2 separate regions of the Homo sapiens genome follow, and region 1 is linked to region 2. Evidence: chromatin contacts called from ENCODE Hi-C or POLR2A ChIA-PET data. All regions are on one chromosome and are shown on one strand. Each heading gives the region's core, a stretch centred on a gene start or an enhancer-like site at or near the end of the contact. The rest is flanking DNA. Distances are from core to core; before and after follow the strand shown. Region 1 has its middle 38 kb from the start of NDP. Region 2 holds the start of NDP (norrin cystine knot growth factor NDP).

Region 1 (7,486 bases), core at 4,359-6,858, 39 kb after region 2:
CTTCAATACATTGATCTGGGCAGTGATTTTTTTTGTATAGGTCCCCAAAAGCACAGGGAACAAAAGTGAAAATAGGCAAATAAGACTGCATCAAACTAAACAGCTTCTGCACAGCAAAGGCCACAATTAACAAAGTGATGAGACAACCCATGAGTGGGAGAAAATATTTGCAAACCATCCATCTGGTAAAGGGTTAATATACAAAATATCTAAAGCATTCATACAGCTCAATGGCAAGAGACAAATAACCTGATTTTTTTTAAATGGACAAAGGACTTGCTATGGTTTGAATTTGTCCCCCAAAGTTCTTATGTTGGAACTTAATCACCAATGCAACAGCGTTGAGAGGTAGGACATTTAAGAGGTGATTAGGTCATGATGACTCTGCCCCCAATAAAGGGATTAATGCTGTTATCCTGAGATAGGTTGGTTATAAAAGCAAATTTAGTCCTCTCTTGCTCTCTGTCTCACCATGTGATGCCTTCTGCCAAGTTATGATGCAACAAGAAGGCCTTCACCAGATGCAGCCCCTTGATCTTGAACTTTCCAGCCTCCAGAACCTTGAGTTAATAAATGCATGTTCTTTATAAATTACCTAGTCTCAGATATTCTGTTATAGCAGCACAAAATGGACTAAGACAGACCAGACAAGAACAGATATTTTTCAAGAGAAGGCTTACATGTGGCTAACGAGTTTATGATAAAATGCTCAACATCACTAATCATTAGGGCATGCAAATTAAAACCACAATATCATCTCATACCAGTTAAAATGGCTATTATAAAAAATATGAAAGATAAGTGTTAGCGAGGATACAGGGAAAACAGAACTCTTACACATTGGTGGTGAGAATGTAAATTAATACAACCATTACGGAAAATGGTATCAAAGTTCTTGATAAAACAAAAAATAGAACTACCATATGATCCAGCAATCCCACTTCTGGTTACATATAAAGGAACTGAAATGGATATGTCCAAGGGAAATCTGCACCCCCATGTTTATTGCAGCATTATTCACAATAGCCAAGATATGGAAACAACCTAAGTGTCCATCAGTGGATGAAGCGATTTAAAAAATGTGGCATATATGCACAATGGAATATTATCCAGCCATAAAGAAAGAAAATTATTTCATTTACAACAATGTAGATGAAACTGGAGGACATTATGCTAAGTGAAATAAGCCAGGCACAGAAAGACAAATACCACATGATCTTACTCATATGTGAAATCTAAAAAAGTCTAACTCAGTGAAGTAATGAGTAGAATGGTGGTTATCAGAAGCCAAGGGGAAGGAGGAGAAGAGGGAGGGAGGGAAATGGGTAGTTTTTGGCCAAAGGGTACAAAGTTTCATTTAGAAACGAGGATTAAGTTTTGAGATCTATCTCACAGCAGGATAACTATAGTCAATAATAATGTATTGTATATTTCAAAATAACTAAGAGAGTACATTTCACATCACCACAATAAATATCAGAAATTCCACCTAAAGAACTTATCCATGTAACCAAACACCACCTGTTTCCCCAAAAACTATCGAAATAATAATAATAAATAAAATAGACCGGGCGCGGTGGCTCACGCCTGTAATCCCAGCACTTTGGGAGGCCGAGGAGGGTGGATCACGAGGTCAGGAGTTCAAGATCAGCCTGGCCAACATGGCAAAACCCCGTCTCTACCAAAAATACAAAAAAAAATTAGCCAGGCATGGTGGTGGGCACCTGTAATCCCAGCTGCTCAAGAGGCTGAGACAGGAGAATTGCTTGAACCTGGGAGGCGGAGGTTGCAGTGAGCTGAGATGGTGCCACTGCACTCCAACCTGGGCGACAAGAGCAAGGCTCCATCTCAAAAAATAATAATAATAAATAAAATAAAAAACAAATGAAAAAAATAAAGACATTCAAATTATCATTATGTCAATCAGTTTTCTAAAGTTAAATTTAGATAAATGACTGAATGCAGCAATATATTAAATGAACTTAAGTTCATATATGTTACAAAAGTGTATTACAAATAAAATAATAAAAGCCTTAAAAGTTAAGTAAGCGAAGTGATGAACATGTTAATTAGCTTTATTTAATCATTGCGCATTGTATACATATATCAAAACATCACACTGTACCCCACCTAAATGTATATAATTATGATTTATCAATTAAAAATTATAGTAACATTAGAAAGAAGAGGTTTTTCTTTTTTTATTTAACTTTTAAGTTCAAGGGTACATGTGCAGGTTTTTTATATAGGTAAACTTGTGTCATGGGGGTTTGTTGTACAGATTATTTCATCACTAAGGTATTAAACCTAGTGCCCATTAGTTATTTTCTTTATCCTCTTTCTCCTCCCTACCTCCACCCTTTGATAGGCCCCAGTGTGTATTGTTCCTCTCTATGTGTCCATGCATTCTCATCATTTAGCTCCAACTTATAAGTGAGAACATGTGGTGTTTGATTTTTTTTTTCCTGCGTTAATTTGCCAAAGATAATAGCCTCATGCTCCATCCATGTTCCTGCAAAGGACATGATCTTGTTCTTTTTTTTTTTTATGGCTACACAGTATTCCATGGCGTATATGTACCACATTTTCTTTATCCAGTCTATCATTGATGGACATTTAAGTTGATTCCATGTTTTTGCTATTATAAACAGTGCTGCAGTCAATATACACATGCATGTATCTTTATAATAGAATTATTTATATTCCTTTGAGTATATATCCAGTAATGGGATAGCTGGGTCAATGGTATTTCTACGTTTAGGTCTTTGAGGAATCACTGCACCGTCTTCCACAATGGTTGAATTAATTTACACTCCCACTGACAATATAAAAGTGTTCCTTTTTCTCTGCAACCTCACCAGCATGTTATTTTTTGACTTTTTAGTAATAGCCATTCTGACTGGTGTGAGATGGCATCTTATAGTGGTTTTGATTTACACTTCTCTAATGATCAGTGATGTTGAGTTTTTTTTTCATATAATTGTTGGCTGCATGTATGTCTTCTTTTGAAAAGTGTCTGTTCATGTACTTTGCCCACTCTTTAATGGGGTTTTTTTTTCTTGTAAATTTGTTTAAGTTCCTTATAAATACTGGATATTAGACCTTTGTCACATGAATGGTTTGCAAAAATTTTCTCCCATTCTGTAGCTTGTCTGTTTATTCTGTTGATAGTTTCTTTTGCTGTGCAGAAGCTCTTTGGTTTAATTAGATCCCATTTGTCAATTTTTGCTTTTGGCATCTTTGTCATGAAATCTTTGCCCATTCCTATGTCCAGAATGATATTGCCTAGGTTGTTTTCCAAGGTTTTTATAGCTTCAGGTTTTACATTTAAATATTTAATCCATCTTGAGTTAATTTTTTTCTTTAATTCATCTTGAGTTAATTTTGTATATTCCCAGAGTAGTGTCCTCATTGCAGGGGCAAAGAGCACACACTCCATCCTCATTCCAGCCAGTGGAAAGGAGGAAATGGAATAGGTAAACATCTTCCCTTTAAAAGTTTCTACATATTAGTCCAATTCACATGCCATTGACTTGGACTTAGTCATACGGTCATACCTCTAAGCAAATGAGGCTGGGTAGCCCTTACCAGCCGAAAAATTCCTTTAGGATGGAAGAAGAGAAAAGCAAACATGGGGGTACAACTACCCATATCTTCCACATTGTTTAACTGATATTCCTCATTTATGTTGATTCATGGTTTTTTTTTTGCTTGTAAAAGTATCTTGTTTTTTGTCATGTGTGATTCTTTGGAAAGAAAATATTAAGTTCAGGACTATTTCTATTGTATGTGTTGGTTCTTTGTGAAAGAGAGACAAAGAAATTAGCAACACAGAAAGTCATCACATCTGCTGGTTTCCACAGCTCAGTTTAGCTGTCCTCTGGTAATTTGAGGTCACTTGTGATTAGGGTCCTTGAATCTTTAGGTTTTGTCCCCTCTCCAAAGCTCCTCCTGAGTCTCAGCTTCCAGCTTCCTTGCTTCATATTCACCTTCTCCAGTGTGTCTTCAACTCTTGATGTATCTATCTTCCTCAGCTAACTTGCTGGCAACAGCCCGCCTGAAACAGACCTAAAATAGGACCATCTCCTTAGTCCTTACTTTCATCACTCTAGGCATTCCTTTTCTATTTACTATTACAGATGATCACAAACCTAGTGGCTTAAAAGAACACCAATGTATTATCTTACAGTTTTGTAAGTTAGAAGTCTGACACAGGTCTCACTGGGCTAAAATCAAGGTATATACAGGCCTGCATTTCTTCTGGATATTGTAGAAGAGAATATTTCCCTTGCCTTTTCCACCTTGTAGAGGCATCTGCATTCCTTGGTCACGAAACCTTTCTCCATCTTCAAAGCCAGCAACAGCAGGTCCTGTATTTCTCACATCACTTCACTCTGACCCCTTCCAGAGTCACATCTGCCTCTGACTTCCTCCTTCTGCCTCCTTCCACTTTTAAGGGCCGTTGTAATCACATAGGGCTGACCACATAATCCAAGACCATCTCCAAATCTTTAGATCAACTGATTAACAACTTTCATTCCATCTGCAACCTTCATTCCCCTTTGCCATGTAACATAACGTATTCACAGTTTCCAAGGAATAAGACATGGACATCTTGGAGGGGGCATTATTTTGCCTACCACAATCCCCATTTTTATTTTACTTCCATTGTGGCCAAAAGCACAGATAAAAATCTTTTCTTCTCCTCCTGGCTTTCCTCCACTCCTACTCCCAAGTCAGGTCATTATTCAGCTCAAGGACTGGTACTTGAGAACCAAGCTTCCTACCAATTGTCACCTTAATTTGTACATAATCACCTATTCAATTTTAAGTTATTCTATAAATGAATGAGTCACTGTTCAATGTGCTTAATTAAAAGACAGCGAAATGAAGAGGTGATCTTTAGCAACCTTTTTAAGCTGCCTTGTACTTGATTGCAAGTTCTAACCACTTGACTTTGGGTTTACGGCACTCTGTGCAAAGTTAGTAGCCGCTCTTAAGAAATGAAACAACCTCACTCAGAATGTTTTGTCAAACCTGGGAAACAGAAGCATTAATATCATTAATTTTGGAAGTTAAGTCTGGGGCTTCAAAGCTGTTTCTGAACAGAGGAACGAGTGAGGAGAATCAGTAAGAGAAGAATGAGAATGTCCTTGAAATGTTTTTATATTCAAGTCATTTTACTATAATTAGCCAAACTGCAAATGCATCATCATGGCCTGAAGCAGTGGGATTTAGTAGCAAGATCATGGGAAGAAAAGTAGAAGGGCTGGATTCCCACCCAGCTTTTATCACCAACTTGTAGGCACTAACCATGATGAGTTCAAGTTTTATCTTCTTCAGGATGAGGGAGGAAGGCTCTTGGCGCCAACCACCTGAGTGCTAATCAAGGCCAGGAAAGCAATTCTTGCTCCTCCTAGAGTTGAAAGTAGATATGAGAGAATGGTCTCTTGCTTGTAACTCCGTAAAAATTTACATCTGATGGGACTGAGTAATGGAATGAGTTGGCATGGATGGTTGCCAAGGCACCAGTAAGCTGTGCCCATCTGGGGGTTGGTGACACAGTCCTTACTCAACTAACAGCCACTACTCTGCCCTTGAACGGCCCCAACCTCTGCTGCACTCTGGGACCAAGTCCTCACTGTGGCCTGGGTTGCGGTTTTACACTGTACTTCCCTCTTCCTTCCTGAAAGATGAATCAGACTGACATGATTTTTGCCATTCTCTGAAGGGAACTGAGCAAATGTGGGTGTGTCTTTGTGGGTGTTTCTTTTCCCAAGAACCAGACAGTGGCATTTAAGATTAATCAATTTTATCAGATAAATATACTACATGCTTTATTTTCTTGATTAGAAAATGACAAGCCAGTGTACTGCCTATTTACATTTTACTCTGTGTGTTTTAATACTGTAACACGGAGTTTGTGAATAAATAATCTACAAATGAAATTCAGGGATAAAAAAAACCCTACAATTTTGTATGTATGCATGTGAGTATACATCTTTCTGATAAGAAGGTCTATAACATATCAGATTTTCAACAAAATCCGTGAACCAAGATAAGACCAACTAATATAGAAGAATGTTCCATTGCTAGAGAGTTAACATCAATTATTGCTGTCCACTGATGGAGGTAGCTAATATCCTTAATAATTACAATCATTTAATATCAAGCATCATGTGGTAAAAGTTCTCTTGACCAATCACTCCTTAACAGATTGGCCAGATTAAGCACTGTTCTCTGTTTCATCTGTAAAATACATTCAAGAAAAATATACTCAAGAAAAAGCCTTGGCCCTTCATCAAAGGATTGGGAGATTAATGCAAATTTATATATTTTGAGTTAAACTTAAATGTTTAAGAAATGTATGAATCATTTTTATGATTCCCAGATTGAACTAACTTTTTCCATGAGCCAAACAACCATCAATTCCCATTGAATTAATTTAGAAGAATTATCCTATGTTGGGATCCCAAATAGGATGGAAAAAATGGGTTTCAGGACCCAAAATTTTCAAGGATGTTAATAGTGTACTTTCACTGACCCAGAAAAAGAAAATGAATGGATATATTCAACCTTATAGATGATTCCATACTCAGTATCAATATGTTCTTTAGATAAGAGTTGGGCTTTTTTGACTTCAAACTATACTAAAAGGCTACAGTATCCAAAGCAGCATGGTACTGGTACAAGAACAGACATATAGACCAATGGATCAGAATAGAAAACTCAGAAATAAGACCACACACCTACAACCATCTTCAGAGAAATATGGGAGGAGGTGATATGGCTTGGCTCTGTGTCCCCACCCAAATCTCATCTCATCTCAAATTGTAATCCCCATCATGTCGAGGGAGATGGGAGGTGATTGGATCATGGGATGGTTTCTCTCATGCTGTTCTCTTGATAGTGAGGAAGTTCTCATGAGATCTGGTGGTTTAAAAGTGGCAGTTTCCCCTGTGCTTTGTCTCTCTCCCACCACCTTGTGAAGAAGGTGCCTTGCTTCTCCTTTGCCTTCTGACATGATTGTAAGTTTCCTGTGGCCTCCCCAGCCATGCAGAACTGTGAGTCAATTAAGTCTCTTTCTTTTATAAATTACCCATTCTCAGGTAGTATCATCTTCATAGCAGTGTGAAAATAAACTACTACAGGTAGAGTAAAACTGCATAGCACTTCACAGTAAATTGAGAAAATGTCCACTGTACCTACCAAAGAATAGTAGGGTGGACTGAGGGGGATAATGGTGATTATGTGGTGATTAAAGTGTCTCCAACTCCACTACCTCTCGTCCTCATTTATGTATTTATATGCTTATAAATACAGCATCACCACTGTATTTATAAAAATCACCATGACTACTGTGTAAAGAATGAACACAGGGGAGCAAAAGTAGATGCTTGATATGAGGTTTGCTGCAGTGGCACAGGTAGGAGATGATAGTGACTTGGAATTAAGGAGATAATGATGGGAATGAAGCAAAACAGAC
Region 2 (7,047 bases), core at 4,084-6,583:
CCCAACTGGATGAATTCCTGATTATGAGCACTGGGGATATGTCGCCAACGGAAGTTACCCATTCTTTGAATTTTCTGAGTCAGCACTCTTCCTAACAAGAAAGTAGTTGCTTCAGATTGCAAACCCCATCCAGGGTTTCACGTTCTTACTGTTGAAAATGGGTCTGGGGGTAAGACTCTAGTGACATATCCTTGACCATCAGGCTCTGAGAACCTCTGATGAAGGGGACAGTGCACATGAATGGTGACAAGCAAATGACTGCCAGAGACACAAGAAAAAAGCTTTGCAGATGCAAGGGAAGCTGGCATCAGAAATAATGCCATCGGCACAATCTTCCTCAACAACTCAACTGTGTGGGTGTGTGAATTTGCAGCATGCAACCTGCACAGCCAAGAGAGTACTGATTCCAGTTCCAGCCTCCCCTGCCCTGCTGCACACACATAGGGGTTTCGGAAGGATTTCCCACCCTTTGTTTTCTCCTGAAATTAAACACAGAAGTTCATGATTGCTGACCTGATGGGCGAGGAGTGGATACTACCAGCTGGAACATTGCCACTGGCAGGGGCAGACAAGAAAACAGGAATGCTCTTAATGTCCTCCCAAAGAAAACCTTTGATGGACAAAAGAGTGGTTGTATTTTTACCCTCTCCCTTCATGCTGCCAGGCGTCTTTAAATAGATCCTCTAGCCTAGGGACTTGTATGGAATAATTCATATTAAAACCCAAGAAGTGGTAGTGGAGGGGAATTGGTTCTTTCTTCTCTTTCTTTCCCTTTCTTCCTTTCTTTTTTTCTTCTTGTCAGGCTAACAGGGAAAGACTCATTTTAATTCAGCTGCTTTAAATTTTTCCTTTTGGGTCCTTTAATGAATTTTAGCTAATTTGAAAAAGACGACCAAAGCCCCCAGAAAAAGAAAAGGAATAGGAAGCCGCCTGGTGGCTTGCTGTTTAATACCTTTTGGTCCCAGGGACATTAGCAGCATCTTTTAAGGATGTCACAGGGAGGTTTACATTGAGGCTCTTAAATGGGAATCTCTAATTGAGAGGTCCACTTCCTTCCATTTGCAACTCATCAACGAAACTGTTGTTCTGCTCTTAAGAGACAGAAAGAAAGAAAGAAAAAATCCCGCCCCATCTCCAAAGCCCCATGCATTTTTTAGTTCGGATCAACCCAGAATATATTTCTCCCCTCTTTCTTTCACTAAATGGGTTTCATAAAGACATTCGGGTCTGTGCTGGCCAAATTAGAAGTCCTGTCTCTCTTTCTTTCTGTTTGGGGAGGGAGGGATGTGGGAAGGACAGACCGGGAAAGGGGGCAGGGAAGGGGCCAAGGATCCAGAGGGCTTTGTTTCAAGCCGCTTGTCTCTCCCCCGAAACAGAGAATAACCACATTTCTCTTAATGTAGGCCGAAGTGCATCCAGGCATTCCCATAGCGCTCCCACCCCAAGGCCTTTGCCGGAGATGTTCGGGTCACTGTGATGGTATGCTCGTTCCTGCCAACCCGGTCACTCCAGCCCCGCTCTCGGCAGCCCAAAGGGCAGCTAAGCCATGTGGCTGCTCCTCTCTGTGAGTGGATTCAGGCTCGGGACTACAAAAAGCCCCCCAGTCCTATCAGCCCGGCAGAGCTGGTGCCAAGAATGACATCCTGGGAATACTATGGAGATGGGGAGATCCCATGGGCTGTTCTCCCCGGATGGAACAGGACCCAAGCTGTCTGGAAAACAGGCAGAGCAAAGAGCCAGCTGACAAAGGAAGGAGCTCAGGCGAAGGGAAAAGGGGGCGGGCTGGGAGCAGTGGTGAGCAAAAGAAAAGAAAAGCCACATGCCACCCAGGAAGATTCCAGGACTGGCGGGAGGAGGTGGAGGAGGAAGGACTTGCAGGAAACAAGTACCCAGACATGGCACTGCCAGTCTAGCTGGATTCTTTTCTGAATTAGATTATGCGAAAGAAAGAAGGGAAATATATAGCCAGCCAGCTGTTCAAAGGCTTACAACCTTGCTTTTATTGTCCGGGTAAGTTGGTGAGGTGGGGCATCAGAGGAATTCCAAACATACCATCCCAGAGAAATTTTAATATGTTCCACAGTGTCATACACAAAGAGGAAATGACAGCTGATCACAGCCAGGGCAGGCCACAGCAACCCAGGCCCTGGAGCTCACCCACCCTGTCTCACAGCCCTGCTTCCCCGCTCTGCCTTAGCACTTCACAGTCTGTCCACCTGCCTTCCCATCCCCTCTGCTCCCACTGGCTGCTGGCCTAGTGCAGAGGGCCTGGGCAAAGAAGCAGTCACTGGCCGTCATGGGAAGAGGTGAGGATGGGCTCGAAGGCCGCTGGCCAAGAAGCTGAGGGCTGGCTAGGGTGAGTCAGGCACCCCAGGGAGTCAGAGGCATTTTAATCCAACCACGGGGGATTATCTGCTGATAAGGACCAAGTCAAGGACCCTGGTGATGCTGTTTTCAGGGTTTTTTTTTTCCCCCAGTAACCTAAACACGTGATAAAACACCATACTGGGTTATTTGAAAGCAACACTGTGTGGCTATGATGGAGACCTGGGTTTGGGGAAGAGTTTCCAACAGCTTCTTCCCAGGGGCCTCTTGAATTTAGGCCAGGCCCAGAGGTCATTTGTTTTGATACTGGGGGTGGGACAAGTAAGTGGTGAGGGATAGTGACTGCATCTTCCTCCATATGCATGTTTCTAATTCGATGATTCATCAAGTGGCCCTGATGTTAGCTACTGAGTAGGCGACTCACACCCATCCCCAATAGAGACAGCATATGGTCCTTTCCACAGGGTGCTCAGGAGAGCAGAGAAAGGATAAACTACTGTCTTTTTCCGGGATTCTTCTACCCAGGCTGGAAAGATCTAGCCGTGTTAGCTGTGCAAATGACGTGTACCCAGGATCTGGTGAAAAAGGCCAAAGGGGAATCCCTTAATCATAAATGGAAAGAAAACCCACTGATGAGTGAGAATCATTTCAAGTAAATCTAGAAACCAGTAGCTGTTTTAAATAATTCTTTATAACAGGAAAGTTATTGCCCACTTTACCCATTGGCAATGCCCATTTCAGTTCCAAAATCTAACTAGAGATGGCATATGGACTGAGAATTAGAGTATGGGACAATGTCTCATTCACCTTTGCATCCATCGGGACTAGCATAGCACTGGGCATCTAGAAAATGCTTAATAAATATTTATTTAAAAATTGATGAAATAAATAATTAACCAGAGAATAATAGTACTTGAATTGTGAGTTCTTAAAATAAAGATTGCTGGCCACCATTGGTGGCTATAATTCCAAGAAACTCACCACATTTTTCAAGGGCCCAGGAAAATAAATGAGTTGGAAATTGTTAAATGTATTGAAAAATGATTTATTTTTCCCTTGACAGTGTCATTGGAACTCGAATTAAGATTGAAAACTCCACAGGCACATTTCCATCTGTGGGTGTCAGCTGCTTGGTACACAGTCGTAAGAAGGCCTCAGCCAGTTCTCCCGTTACCTGAACCAAATGTATTTTAAAATAAATGATGCAAAACATTGCATTTTGTGTTCAAATACTCTCATGTAATGATCTGAATAATAGTCTAAGAAAATTGTTTTGATTCAGCTAAATGCTTTGCTAACCGCAGTTTTTTTAAAAAAAAATTACAATAAAATTTTACAGCAATGGAATCCATAGTGTCTTTTATGGCTTTCTTGACTAATGAATACCCCAAAGTTGTAAATTAACCTATTCAAATATCAGATTTTCATTCAGCGATGCTTATTGGGCTGGTTATCAGAGAAAATCAGAAAAGTTTTGCATAAACTGTGTACCAATTTGCAATGAAAACTGGCAAACAGGACCATAAAGTTTCCTTGAATTAGTAAGACTGATGAGAAGAAAATGAGCAGATATTTGCATCTGGTTTAAACGCTCAGTTGAGAAGCATTGTGCCGTCCCCGCTGTATTTGGTTGACACCCACAGCAACTCCCCATTTCAGTCATCTCTCTGTTTTCAAATGCACCTGGTATTTAATCTTATGTGTTGGGGTAATTTGCCAATGCCAGCTCCTTGTAATTAAAATACACTAATATTAGAAATGAAAAGAGACATGTTTCACAGCAGCCATATCTGTTATTAATGAGTTACAAAGAACTGTACAAGGGACTCCCATCTTGCCAAATAGCTTCCTTTCCCGCACCTGAATCTCAGTAAAGATGGGAGTCTGCCTCTCATGGAGGCTTATCTGGGTTTGTCTATTACAATGAGCCTCAGTTACTGGGCGTTCTGAGTCATTAACATTCTGTACACAATCAAACTTCCCGTCCCCCAAGAAAGAGTTATGCCCAGGCCTCCTACAGCTCAATTGTTCATTTAAAGAGAGAACTTGTATTCCAAAGTTTGAAAGAAACCTCGGAATATCCCGCAGGTAGGAGTCATTCCTACAGGTCCTGGTCTCTGTGCTGGTGGGAGCATCCTTTCCCGGTCACTCCTTGAACATCATGCTGCAGGGACGAGCTGATGACTAAAAATAACCCCCTGCAATAAGTCCAAGGCAAACAGCATGCATTTCCTCGGACTTTTTGCCCAATCAAAATCATACAGTAAATCCATCCTCATCTCCTCCCGGTGCTCCCCAATGCATCTATGGAAGCGAAGACCTGCACGCTGAAAGAAGAGTGCAAGGGAGCAGGATTCCTGCAAAGCGTGACACAGAAAGCTAGAAATAAATGTTGCCTATTGTTTGAAGTCATTCTGAGCACTCCGGCAGAGCCCTGGCAGGAGATCAGCAGCATACATAAGTAGTAATAAAAGTAAACAGTGCGCTTTTAAACTCGCAGTCTTGCCTGCGTTAATAGTGCCCCCATTGTAAGTGGGATGAGGGTGCTGGGGAAGATACTGGGCTCCATGAATCCATGTTGGCAAGTTGCTGCTTCGCAGCCCCCTTTCACGGGGTCAACTATAAGAACCATCACAAAGTTACATCTAACTACGCAGAGAGTTTGAAAAGAAAAATCTCTTTAAGTCAAACCAAAAGATATTTTCAAGCTTTTCTAGGAGGCTCCCTGCTCTGTCACAGACTTCAAAGACCCGTTCATTTAAGAAACACAATGCTAGCATGCTACAGATTAATGCAAATTAAAGTAATGCAAATTTAAGTGGTATTTAAAGGTTGTCTCTTTGTCTGAGAGGAGGATGAAATGCTCGGTTTGGAAAGAAGCGATTTCCTAGGCAAGCCGGCAGCGCTTGTTTTCCTGCTTACCTTAGGGGAACGCAGGGCTCCTTTCTTCTCAGACTTTTCTGAGAGCTAGAAAGAGGTCCTGTTACTTCCAAATGCTTTTGTTCTTCTGTCCCTCTGTCACATGGCTTGCCTTTTATATTTGCAACACACAAAAGTTAGGACTGTTGTTTAAGCGACACAGGGAGAGAGAGAGAGGGAGAGAGAGAGGGAGAGAGAGAGAGGGAGAGAGAGAGAGAGAATGTCAAATGGAAAAGTGCCATTGCAGTCATATATCAATCAGGCGTGCGGCCGCAGCAGCGCACTAGCAAATGGGAATGCCACGGAAATGTGAGGCGCTCGTTATCGGGGACTCAGCCTCTGCCCACCGCTCGGCTCCCTTCCACGGAGCATCTTACGATGGGAACAGCGTAGCAGAACAAGGGCGAGGAAGTTTCTTTCTTTCTTTCTTTTTTAATGGTATTATGGAACTAATAAGAGGCCAAATGAATATTCTGAATTTAATTCTTTTTCAAGCATGTGGCTGCCATAAAGATGTGCCGTCCGCAATAGAGACGTATAGTTTTGGAAATACAAAGGCAGTGTGGCATTCTGTTGAACGATTCGGCAGCTGACTGTGATGAAGTTGAAATTTTAAGTAAGAGAGGGGAAAGATGGGAACCAGAAATTTTTTTCTCAGGCGATGCTGTTAAAGCAAGTGCAAAACGCTGCCCTATTTTATCACGATGTGTGTGGGTGGTGAGAGTTCTTTTTTTCCGGGTTGTTCATCCATTAAATGATTTTTAGCAGCATATACATGATTAAATTCACAATGGCACTTTAATAAGCCCCTTCATCTGCATCATTTAGAATAAAACTTTAGGTCTGATTTAGAAACAATGAGAACGTGTATTCCTTGACTCCTTGAGCTATATGAAGGAGAAACTAATAGATAAAGCTAACCCATTACACAACAACTAGTAGAAAAGTGACAAAGGTAACTATGTGTGTGGGTTAAATACCTGCAGCTGAATCATGCTGTGTTATGAGCTGTGGGACTACAAAGGCAAATATTTCATAATTCTTGCCCTTTGAAAGCTTAAAATTAACACAGAAAACCGTCAGGGATTTTGGAGGAAAATACAAAGAACATTTAATAATTATTTTATGTCAGGTAAATCAGACCCAGAATAATTTGTTTTATTAATACTACTGATGAAGAATTAAACTGAGAATTTAAAATATATATATTTCGTGGAAAAAATAATACATTATAAAACTCAAAAAGAAATTTTTCTTGGGAGCTTCATGTAATTGTTGATGCTGAAACTGTCTTGTTCAACTCTGTATCAAACTATTTGTTATTCATTAATAAATTTACATTCACCTTATTACTTTTCCATGGGACCTTTACTCCAGTCACTGATATTTGCAAGAGGTGTCTTAAAACTTTCAGTTTTATTGCCAGAAATCCCTTTTCTTATGCTCCACTTGGAAAAAAAAATACCCTGTCTACCTTGGACCAGCCAGTCACAAACAGAATCCACCTGCGAAGATCATGGATAAATGACAAATTCAAAGCCTTGAAAAAAAACCTGGCACTTGGCTGATGATGATATTGGCTAAATATCTTAAAAGCAGAAGATCAAAAAGCAAATGGAAATTGGGCCTTAAAACTGGAAATAATCTGAAAGGGGAAATGACTTGTAGCTGAGTAAGAGCCATGGAAACAGTCAGGAATACATTTTCTGGCCTAATTTTGTGGGTCAGATTGGGAGGGGGAATAAACTCTTTGGCCACCAACATTTTCAAATATCAGAACTTGACATCCGTCCACCTTCTCAT

The links. A loop is a pair of places that touch in the nucleus more often than their neighbours do. ChIA-PET counts read pairs that join two places held with the same protein, here RNA polymerase II (POLR2A). Pooled maps may share reads with other maps.
Region 1: a map of endothelial cell of umbilical vein shows a loop between it and region 2 (4-fold over the local background). The contact joins the enhancer-like site here to the promoter of NDP in region 2. A Hi-C loop is called at or near these places in 29 of 168 maps with a recorded cell type or tissue (CD14-positive monocyte, Caco-2, Calu3 and 15 more) and 13 of 50 pooled maps. POLR2A ChIA-PET finds 5 or more read pairs at or near these places in 1 of 52 experiments (BJ).

The regions. Positions count from the first base shown.
Region 1 is chrX:44,007,278-44,014,763 of GRCh38, forward strand. No RefSeq gene overlaps it. Among named protein-coding and RNA genes, the nearest start is that of NDP, 38 kb to the left of the region's middle. Within about 2 kb of position 5,609, at least 4 of the 41 ENCODE cell types and tissues checked have a DNase peak (open chromatin) inside an H3K27ac peak, as active enhancers do; they include CD14-positive monocyte and endothelial cell of umbilical vein, where a contact is called at or near this core.
Region 2 is chrX:43,968,057-43,975,103 of GRCh38, forward strand. It overlaps NDP (norrin cystine knot growth factor NDP), which reads right to left and starts at 5,334. Exons shown (of 3, transcript NM_000266.4): 1 at 5,248-5,334. It overlaps NDP-AS1 (NDP antisense RNA 1), which reads left to right. Exons shown (of 6, transcript NR_046631.1): 5 at 1,404-1,564; 6 at 3,389-3,496.